Linked DNA regions of Homo sapiens: region 2 is linked to region 1. A link is an interaction called in ENCODE POLR2A ChIA-PET data of the cell type or tissue named here. Cell type or tissue: Panc1. All regions are shown on one strand.

Region 1 (5,000 bases):
TCTCCATACAAACTCCCTCTTGCTGTTCCTTTGTAGCTCACCCTCCCACAGCCCTTAACCCCTGAAAGTCACTGATCTTCTCTGGTTCTCTCTTGGAATTTAAAAATTTGAAATGAAAATTTTTTACCTGAGCAGCAGATGTGATTTACCTCTTACCTCAGTATTGCCTGTGGTCTGGATTTTTGTCGTATGTACTTATAGTAATAAAGTTTAGAGAAGAGCTGTTGTCTTCAGAGCATTCCTATCATTATTTTGGCAAATGCTCTTCCGTCTGGGTGCTAAAGGAAGGTCCTGAGGGTAGGGAGGATATATTGTGTTTGCAAAAATGAACAAGATCTCATAGAAAGGCCATTTTTAGCACAGAATTGCAACACTGGTCTAAAATTAAAATTGCTTCTCCATGAGAAACAACCTTTATTAAAGTAAGTACAAATTCTTTCAGGAGAATCCCAGATTTGATATAATTTTTAATTAAATTTCTCAAAAGCTGGAGCTCATTTATTCTTCCCTCTGTCTGCCACCTAGCAGCAAGCTGCAACATCCTCTATTCATGGGGATCTTGCTTTGAATTCTAATTTCAAGTTGAGTTTTCATACATAATTTTGGCTCATTCCAAATTTACTGAAATTATTTTCTTGAATATCATCAATATCTACTTTCGGCTCACATTTTCACTATGGAAGTCTCCCTGGATATGGCTATTAAGAAGTTTGAGCTATATCTCCTTTCAATACTGGATTGCAGTTAGTATTTTAAAACAAATTAAACAAAACGAATTCCCCAAACAAATTCAATTCCAATATGCATTAATTTCCTATCCTGACTAGAGATAAAAAGGTGATAAAAATGAAACTTAGAAAAATGATTCTAGCAGCAATATTATGAAAAACATGAGCTTTTCACTGTTTATCTGACTAGTAAAAGACCAAATATGTACTGTGAAAAGTTTTAATCAACTTTGACATTTTGTTCCTGGTCCAAACTGAGGGTCGGGCAGCTATCCCTTGCGCGCCAATAACAAGATGCAGATGAATTGGGGAGAAACAGAGTTTTTATTTCTGTAACCAGTCACAGGGAGAAGGCCTGGATCACCAGACCAACTCAAAATTACAAAGTTTTTCAGAGCTTATATACCTTCTAAGCTATATGTCTACATGTAAGTGTGCATTCATCTAATGTTGTAAGTGAATAACTTCTTTTAATCCGTAACTAAGGCCTAAGTCCTGAAGACCTTCCTCTGGAGCCTCAGTAAATTTACTTCATGTAAATGGGTCCAGGTGCTGGGGTGATTACCCTTATCTTGTCTCCTGCTAAATCATGGAGGTTTGGGGAGTTCCCACAGACCTCCAATAAACTTGTTTGTGGAGGCCTGGGGAGTTGCTTCAGACCCACAGTAAAACTTGTTTAATCCTGAATAGGTTCTGTTAAGAGTTCCTTTGTTATTTTGTCATGTTTTAAGGCCCAGGAAAGGCCTAAGCAAAACTCTTGGTGGGCATTTGTTACATTCCAGCCTTTATATAAGGGTACTGACTTTTAATATTTAACTTAACCACTCAGTCAGTACTGAAACAGTTGTTATGGAGGCCTGCATTAGTGAGACCTGGCCTGTCACAATTTCAACCAGCATTTCATTAGGCACCATAACTAGAAACACAGTATAAAACAGAACATACACTTGTGAGAGGCAAAAATCACTGTACTTTTAAAAATTGTCTTTACTTCCTTTTTTGTTTGTTTTAGTAGTATGGAGTTTTGGAGACAAGATCATCTACAGATCAATTCAGAATTATCAAATAGCAAATTTTCAAAAATTATTGAGTTAATCTCCATAAACCTTCACCATCTTTGACCCAATCTGCATTTCACTGCTGCTAGAACTGGACCAGTGGAAGTATTAATTTGGAGTAGTAGAGCAGAGAGTCTTTAAATACACTTTTGGGAACATTATGCCTCTGTTTTTAACCATGTGTTTATTAACTACAAATTTCAGTTGATGGCACAAAATGTGTGCCAAATTGATAACTCTGGAATGTATTTTACCAGAGATCATCTCTGAGCTACTTGAGCTGACTGACACCCCATGTATAATGTCTGATTATACAACATCCTGGGAGCTACTTCTTCTATAGGCATTGACTATATTTAAAAACAACTGCTTTGGGAGGCCGACGCAGGAGGATTGCTTGAGGCCAGGAGTTCAAGACCAGACTGGGCAACAGAGTGAGACTTCCCAATGCTACAAAAAAAAAAAAAAAAAAAACTTAAAGTAGCCAGGCATGGTGTCTTATGCCTGTAGTCCTAGATACTTGGGAGGCTTAGGCAAGGGGATTGCTTGAGCCCAGGAGTTCAAGGCTGCAGTGTGTGGTGATTGTGCCACTGTACTCCAGCCTGGGTGACTGAGTGAGACCCTGTCTTTAAAGACAACAACAACAACAACAACAACTCTTAGAGTCCTATGTAGGAAATAATAAAATAAACATTGAATTCATATGCATTTTGTTTTTAATTAGCCATATTTATAAACAGACTTTAATTATTTTCTACTGCCTGAGAACATATGGGTAATTACTTTGATCCCCTTATGTTTTCCAAATTGTTAGTGCATCACAATGGTATAATCTATGCTTAGAAATGCAAAGTAGCTTTGAATTTGTATTAGGGAAGGAGGAGCACCAAAGAGTCAGAGAATGAGACACATCGAGTGCCAAATGTCTTACAAATGGCATCCTAATTCAAGCCTGAAATATGAGCCGTGTCTCTGATTAACAGGTGTAAACTCAAGTAGTCTTAGAATTTTAGAACTGGAAATGAATGATGGCATCTAGTTCTCTACATCTGAAGAAATTCAAGGCAACTGAATTAAGTGCTTGCTCAAAGTCACACAGGGAGTTAGTAAGCAGTGTAACATGGAGAGAAGCAGGAGCGGGAGTCGCCCATTAGTCCATCTTCTGACCCCCAGCGAGCACAGGAGGAGAAAGGGACAGACAGCTCTGAAATTCTCAGATCTGAAAAGGAATCCCATCATCATGGGACTCCTAATGACCTCCCATTATCAGGTGCCCGCTGATGAGTTTCCCAAAACCCTGATACATTCCCAAGAAATAGTTTTCAGCCAAATACCCTCATCAAACAAAGTCAGTCTTCTTTAAGAGTTCATGAGTACTAGCTCTCATTGACCTGTAGCTATCACAATAGACACCTTTTGTTTTCACTATTTTATCTGGCATTCAGTGAGTACTTAATACATTCTAGGTATTTTGCTTTATGCTTTTTTTTCTTTTTCTTTTTCCACTCACAACAAATTAATTTACTATAGTAGGCACTTGTTCTGGTTATTGACTGTTTGATGCTAGATACATTTCTGGTCCTTCCCATCCTCTACTAGGTACTTCAAAAAGTTGAATCCTACAAGTTATATCACCCATACTTCCTTGCCAACTGGTTTTCAGCTAGTTTTAGTAAAGTGGGAAAATTGGTAGAGATGAGGGGTCAGGAAGAGGAGACACTGGGTACTTTTGCCCATGTCCTGATGTTTCAGGCAGCATCCTCAAGAGCGCTTGTTCTACCTCCCACTATGCAGCTTGAGCTCCAGAACTTTGGTAACACCTGCTCCTACAGGTGGTACAGGTGGCAAGGGCATCCTGCCTTGAGGACTTGCTCACCTTCCTTGTTTGCTTTTCAGTTCTTCCAACACCTTTATCATGAGCTACCCATATTAAAAATTATCTCTGGAATCCTGGACAGAGATTTTGCCACTTGTATTGAAACCTGACTAATACAGCATTATTGTGTTCATCCCATAAATGAAGGAACTGAAAGTTAAAGATGTCAACCTCACACCAGAGAGTTTATTATATGCCAGGCACTAGGCTGAAAACCTGATACACATTATTTCTTTTAATCCTCACAAATTTTTATGAGGTAGGAATTATTATCTCTATTTCACAGGTGAGAAAATAAGGCTCAGCCAAATCATATTACAAGGCATCTCAGACAGGAGAATGTTCTAGCCCAGGAGAATGTTCTAGTCCTGGGATTTGATAGACTATATTTTTTGGTATATTGAGCAATTTTTTGGTATATTGAGCACATACTTCTTCACCAGATGCCAGAGAAGTTTGCTTACCACAACCCCTCTGTTTATAAAATTCCTTTTACATGAAGCTTTTCCCTTCACCAGATCCCCACCTCCACACTGGTGCTACCCCTTACGGTAGTCACTGAAGATTGCATCATCTGTAACATGGACAGTAAGACAAAAGCTCATTTCATGAATTGTATTATTGGATTTTGGTTTGATTTTTTGTTTTGATAGCTGTCCAGTTCTTGCTAATTTTCCAGGTTCTAAATACTTACTGACCTTTACCTTTGAGAGGAGATCTAGTACTTTCAAGGTGACAAAATTTTTTTTGATTATTAAAAGGAAAGTTAGTTCACAGACTCTTTCTTTTTTGTTGTGCCTTATTCTTTGTTCACATCCTTAAATATTTCAAAATAGCTTTATATCGCTAGAATTTCACTGATTACTCTTTATGTCTTTTAACAGGATTTGTCTGTCCATCTGCTCTCTTCCTTCTCAATTAATTATCCTCCAAGTATTTTGTCTCTATCACAAGATGGTTTGGTTTGTCCCTGATTGGGTATTTTGGGCCTTTCCTTTCTTAAGTTAATTAAAACAAAACTATTATAAACTCCACATTAATAAAGCATAATTGAAACAACTAAGTCATTAATAGTAACAAGATACATGGCATTATTACCAGCTGTGTGACCTTAAGCAACTCACATTGGTAAATTTGCCTAATAACACGATGTCAAGGGGCTGCTTACCCAGAGACTATCTTTAGGTTATCATTTATGATTTATTGACAATCTTTAGATACAGTGGCTCTACTAGCTATGAATATATATACAACTACTTTTAGTTTCACAAGCCCACAAAAATTTATCTTTTTAAAAGATGGAAGGCATTTAACTAGAACTTCAAGAAAACTTAAAGA
Region 2 (5,000 bases), 810 kb after region 1:
CATAGCCAGAAATCACCTATGGCAGGTTTCTCACCCACTCCAGGTCTCAACTGGGCTGTTTTTGCTCCCCAGGGGACATTTGTCAATGTCTGGAGACTTTTTTTGGTTGTACAAGTGGGAGAAGGTGCTACTCGCATCTGGGTAGGAGCCAGATGTGTTATTAAGCATCCTACAATGCACAGGATGGCTCCCAACAACGAGAAACTATTTGGCTCAAAATGACAACAGTTCTGAGGTTGGTACACCCTGCCCTACAGCATGATCCAGCAGATGGCCTCTGCTTTCCCACTTCCAGAAGTCAACTCATGGCCACAGGAGCATGACTTTACCACTGCTGGACAGCTCTCCCTGCTGAAAAGACCACCTTCATTTTGAAATTTACGGAGTAATAAACATTTATCAAAAGCACTATGAAAAAAGAAGCATATTTTGAGGTCAAATACAAAACACAAAATATACATTAAGGTCAAAATGCTTTTTCCACATGCTAATTTTAAATTTATTTTCTAATTTATTTAAATTGTAGAAGAAATGAAAGCACAAAGTAAACAAAGATGCATACTGATTTTTGTTGATTGTGTCATTTTTAATTCTTCCAGTATTTGGTAACTTTTAAGACTTTGCATCTATTTCTTAATTTATTAATATTAGATGGCTTCTATTAACTTCTTACTATGTAAGATAAGGAACCTGGCATGCTTGCCCACTTTTACCTCTTGTATTACCTTCACCTCCAAATTTTTATGATTTTAGTTCATCAATATTTATTATATTATACTCTGTTCTTAAGCAATATCTAAATCTTTCATGCTTTGAATATAAATCCATTTCAAAAACAGCAAAATAATAAATAGCACTTATGAAGCTGATATAACGTCAGTGGAACCCTTCAGTGGAACCCCCTATAGAGTCACAGTGTGGCCTGACCACAGAAGGAAATGGAACCCCATGCTTTCCCAGGAGCAGAGACTGAGTCACACTCAGACTGGAGTGCAACTGTGTGCCTCATCATCCCTTTGCTCTATCTCTCTCTTGCTTTGCAGCACCTCTTTGAGGATTTCCCCAAATGGAGAGAGCAGTAGCTCCCCTGAGACCCTTGCATGCCCCCAAATACCATTTTTTTTATTTTAAGTTCTGAGATACATGTGCAGAACATGCAGGTTTGTTACATAGGTATACATGTGCCATGGTGGTTTGCTGCACCTAATCATTTTTACCTTCTCTATTTTTTTCCTCTTCTGTCCTTCATATTTGATTGATAATTTGACTATTGATTCAATATCTCCTACCCTACAAACTGTAAAGATATTATTTTGTTGTTAATAAGATAAAACGTTTTTTTCCTAAGTAATCTATCTTGTTTTTCTGAAAGCTTTTAGAATTTTCTGATTTTTCATTTGAGCATGGAAATTTCACCAATTTGTTATTTTTAAGTCAGGCTATTCAACACTGTGTCTTTGACCATGTCCTTCCTCTCATTGCCTCTGTCCTCTTTTTCTGGAGCTCTTCACTGGATTTTCTGGATTTATCCTCTGTGTCTCTTCACACTTCTCTCATATTTTCCATTTTGGTTTTTTTGCTCTCTTCCATGGGAGATTTCCATGGCTATACCTTGTAGTTCACCAGTATGTTCTTTATTATCTCTATTATTTTCAGCCTTCTCCTTAACTTTTTATTTTGTCAGTTATAAATTTCGTTTCTAATAATTATTTATTGTTCCCCAGTTGATCTTTCTTCATAGCAACCTGTTCTTATTTTCAGGATACAATATCTTTTTGACTCTCTGAGAATACTAATTGGGCATTTTAAAAATTATAATTAGTTCTTTGTATTATTGCTTGCCTCCAAGGTAAGTTGTTCTGTTTTCTCTTTGTCCTTTTTTTCCTGATGATTTCTCTTAAGTGTCTGGTGATCTCTGGTTATCTATGACTATTTATGAGTGGAGATCATGTGGATTAATATGAACAGCTGGAATGGGTCTTCTCTGTAGTTGTTTGGGTCTCTTTCTCTAATAGAGCTCCTTCTTTAGTGAGAGTGCTAACCACAAGTTTTCTAAGGGGAATATCTATTGTGGATTCCCTAGGATATGCAGAACTCTTCATCAAAGTGCCCTGCCCTTCTCAAGCTAAGGCGTATGACCCAAACCAACCAGGCTTTCTCAACCAGAACACAGCATCTTAAATGAAGTGAAGCAAGGATTGTAGAGACAGGGAAAAAATGGTTGGCATTTATTCATTATCTTGGCTAATTGACAATTTCCTGACACACAAACCCTGGATTCTGTTCTAGACATGCCTGGTTCATACCCTTTCTGTGAGCTGCCCCATTTTAATAATTTCTTCTCTGCTTAAGTTAGTCAGAATCAGTTTCTGTTGCTTGTGCACAAAGACCCTAAGTTAATACAGATGGAAAGGAAACTGTCATTTGTTAAGCTAATGTTATGGGCCAGGTATTTTACATTTTTTGTAAGTAATTAGCAAAGCCCTCTGAGATAGCTAATAACTACCATTATTTTATAAGGAAAGAAACAGATTTAGTAGATTTATTAGCTTGTCCAAGATGCCAGAGGAAGTACCAGAATCCAAGTCAGCCTGACATCAAAACCTACGCTTTTCCCTCCACTCTGAAATATTCATGGAGCATTGAACATACAGGCCCCGTCGCAGTTAAGAGTATGTGATAAATATTGGAGGAGAGATTTAAGTCTGGGAAAGCCAGGAATAAGAATTTAGACTCACTGTGTTCAGAAAAAGAGAATCGCAATCTCACTCTTAATAGTGTAGTGGTATAGTAAATCAAAGGAGAATTTAAGAAAGATGATTCTGTGATATGTGGGATGAATTAAAAAGGCTCATGTTGGAATAAGATACACCAGTGAGGAGGCTGTGATAGTGATGACATGGCTGGGGATGGAGAGGAAGAGAGTTTACAATGGGACTTGGAAGGAAATTTCATAGGATTGTGTGACTGAATGGTTATTATAGGGGATGAGGAAAGATGAGCCAAAAATGACTACAAGATTTCCAGTTGCAATGAAGGAAGCTGAAAGAATGCATGCACTTGCCTCCCTCCAAAAATCCCAGTGAAAAGAACTAGAAATGCAAAAACAAGAATAAATGCATAAGAGTGCTAGAAAGAGAAAAGGATGCCAAAAGAGTCCATAAAATCAGAATCCCCAGAAGACACAAAGAAGAGTAAATCAAAATAATGGAAAAGTCAAGCATGCTGAGCAGGCTGTAACCAAACAAAGGCAAAGGAGAACCACACGCAGGCAGGACACTGAAGTTTTTTCCCCATGTGCACCCAATTCCCACCACCCAGCTTAGTGCAGCAGGATTTAGGCGTGAAACTGGCACCAAGGCAGCTACCAGGAGGCTCCCCTGAGCACAAAGCTCGTGGGGTTTTGGATGCTCACCCCTTACCCTGAGGCTCCATTCAGTTTGGACCTCTTAGTAACTTATCTATGAAATTTGCCCCTCAAGTCTTCTATTTATGCTGTTAAACATAGAAAGAAAATGAAGGCACTCCCCTAGCTACCATTCTTACAAAACAATTAATATAATACAAACTCGAGGGCAAAACAGGGCGCAAATTCACAGTGTGCAGTAAGTTTTTAAAAATTAAGGTTATAGTATATATAATTTTATGTGAAACAAATTTAAGGATACAGAAACATGCATAATTTTAAAGTTAATAAAAGGGATTCAATAAGGGTTGGTTGAGGAAAAAACCTGAGTGGTAAGTAGTCATAAAGGAAATAAAAAGTTTATAAAAGACTTCTTTTCCCAAAACAAAAAGGCCCAAATGGATTAGAATGATTCCCAACAAACTGCCAAAGAAAAAGCAATTCTCAAATATTTTAACTCTTTCCAGAAGTGAGGGGGAAAACATAGAAGTCTTTTTAATTCTAATCCCACCATAATCTTTATACAAAAATCTGGCATGTTTCACTTTAGTTATATTTCATTTATGAATATAGCCAGTGTATCTAAATAAAATGCTAAAAACACATACATAAAATAAAAATAAAAATTAACAAATAATAAACTTCATACTTAGTAAAGTTTATGTTAAAGTTGGAAACATGAGAACATGCTTAATTTCAGAATTATTCAATAATATTTTGAAGATTCTATACAGTTCTCTAGGAGAGTAAATTTTAATATGAGACATAATGTTCAATAAAAAGAGTCAAATATAAGATTATTTGCAGATGATATGATTGTCTAGACATAAAATCCAGGGGAATCAAATAAAAAATATTACAACTAATAACTGAGTTCAGAAATAGAACAGATACAAACATAAACATACAAAAATAAATAGTTTTCCTTACATTCCAGCAAAAATGAATTTTAAAATGTCAGCCATAAAAAAGATATCCATAACAACCTAATAATGTACCAGATATTCAGGAATAATAAAGAACAATTGTGCGTGAGCAATATTAAAAAGAAACTATAAAATTTAAAGGCTGTAAAAAACTGAAACACAGGAAATTACTTAAAAAGGCAATTCACAAAATAAGAAATACAAATGGTTATTAAATGTGAAAACATGCTTTATATACCTGATAAGTAATACAGTATACAATACATGTTAAAAACAATGAAGTACTTTCCTTTAATAGATTGTCAAAAATTTTTTTTTAAATACCAGTATTCAGGTAGTGTGATACAGGCATGCACATACAATGTAATACCTTATATTGGTACAATCATTTCAGAAAACATTTATAATTATCAAAATTCAATATATACATTCTCAATTGAACCAACATTTTCAATTCTAGGAATTTGTGTTACAGGTATACTTACAACTATATTAAAGAATTCAAAACAATTTAAATATTAATTAGAAAGATTAAATATATTATGGCATATCAATGCCATGAAATACAGTGAATCTTTAAAAATATAAGTTGCTCTATCAAAGTAGCCAAAATATGCTATTGCATTAAAAAAGCTTGTTACAGAACATGGTACTGTGCATGATATAAT

The links. Peaks named below come from ENCODE experiments on the same cell type or tissue, not always from the same donor. Only the 100,000 strongest peaks of a DNase experiment are listed, where the experiment ranks them.
Region 2: POLR2A ChIA-PET joins it to region 1 with 14 read pairs; 2 of 35 experiments call an interaction of 5 or more read pairs at or near these places.

Annotation. Positions count from the first base shown.
Region 1 is chr2:137,953,063-137,958,062 of GRCh38, forward strand. No RefSeq gene overlaps it. Among named protein-coding and RNA genes, the nearest start is that of HNMT, 8.9 kb to the right of the region's middle. In Panc1, no CTCF peak of the experiment used is centred here; no DNase peak of the experiment used is centred here; H3K4me3 peaks cover 137 bases; H3K27ac peaks cover 484 bases.
Region 2 is chr2:138,766,339-138,771,338 of GRCh38, forward strand. The region is part of intron 1 of NXPH2 (neurexophilin 2); the gene reads right to left. Among named protein-coding and RNA genes, the nearest start is that of NXPH2, 12 kb to the right of the region's middle. In Panc1, no CTCF peak of the experiment used is centred here; no DNase peak of the experiment used is centred here; H3K27ac peaks cover 358 bases.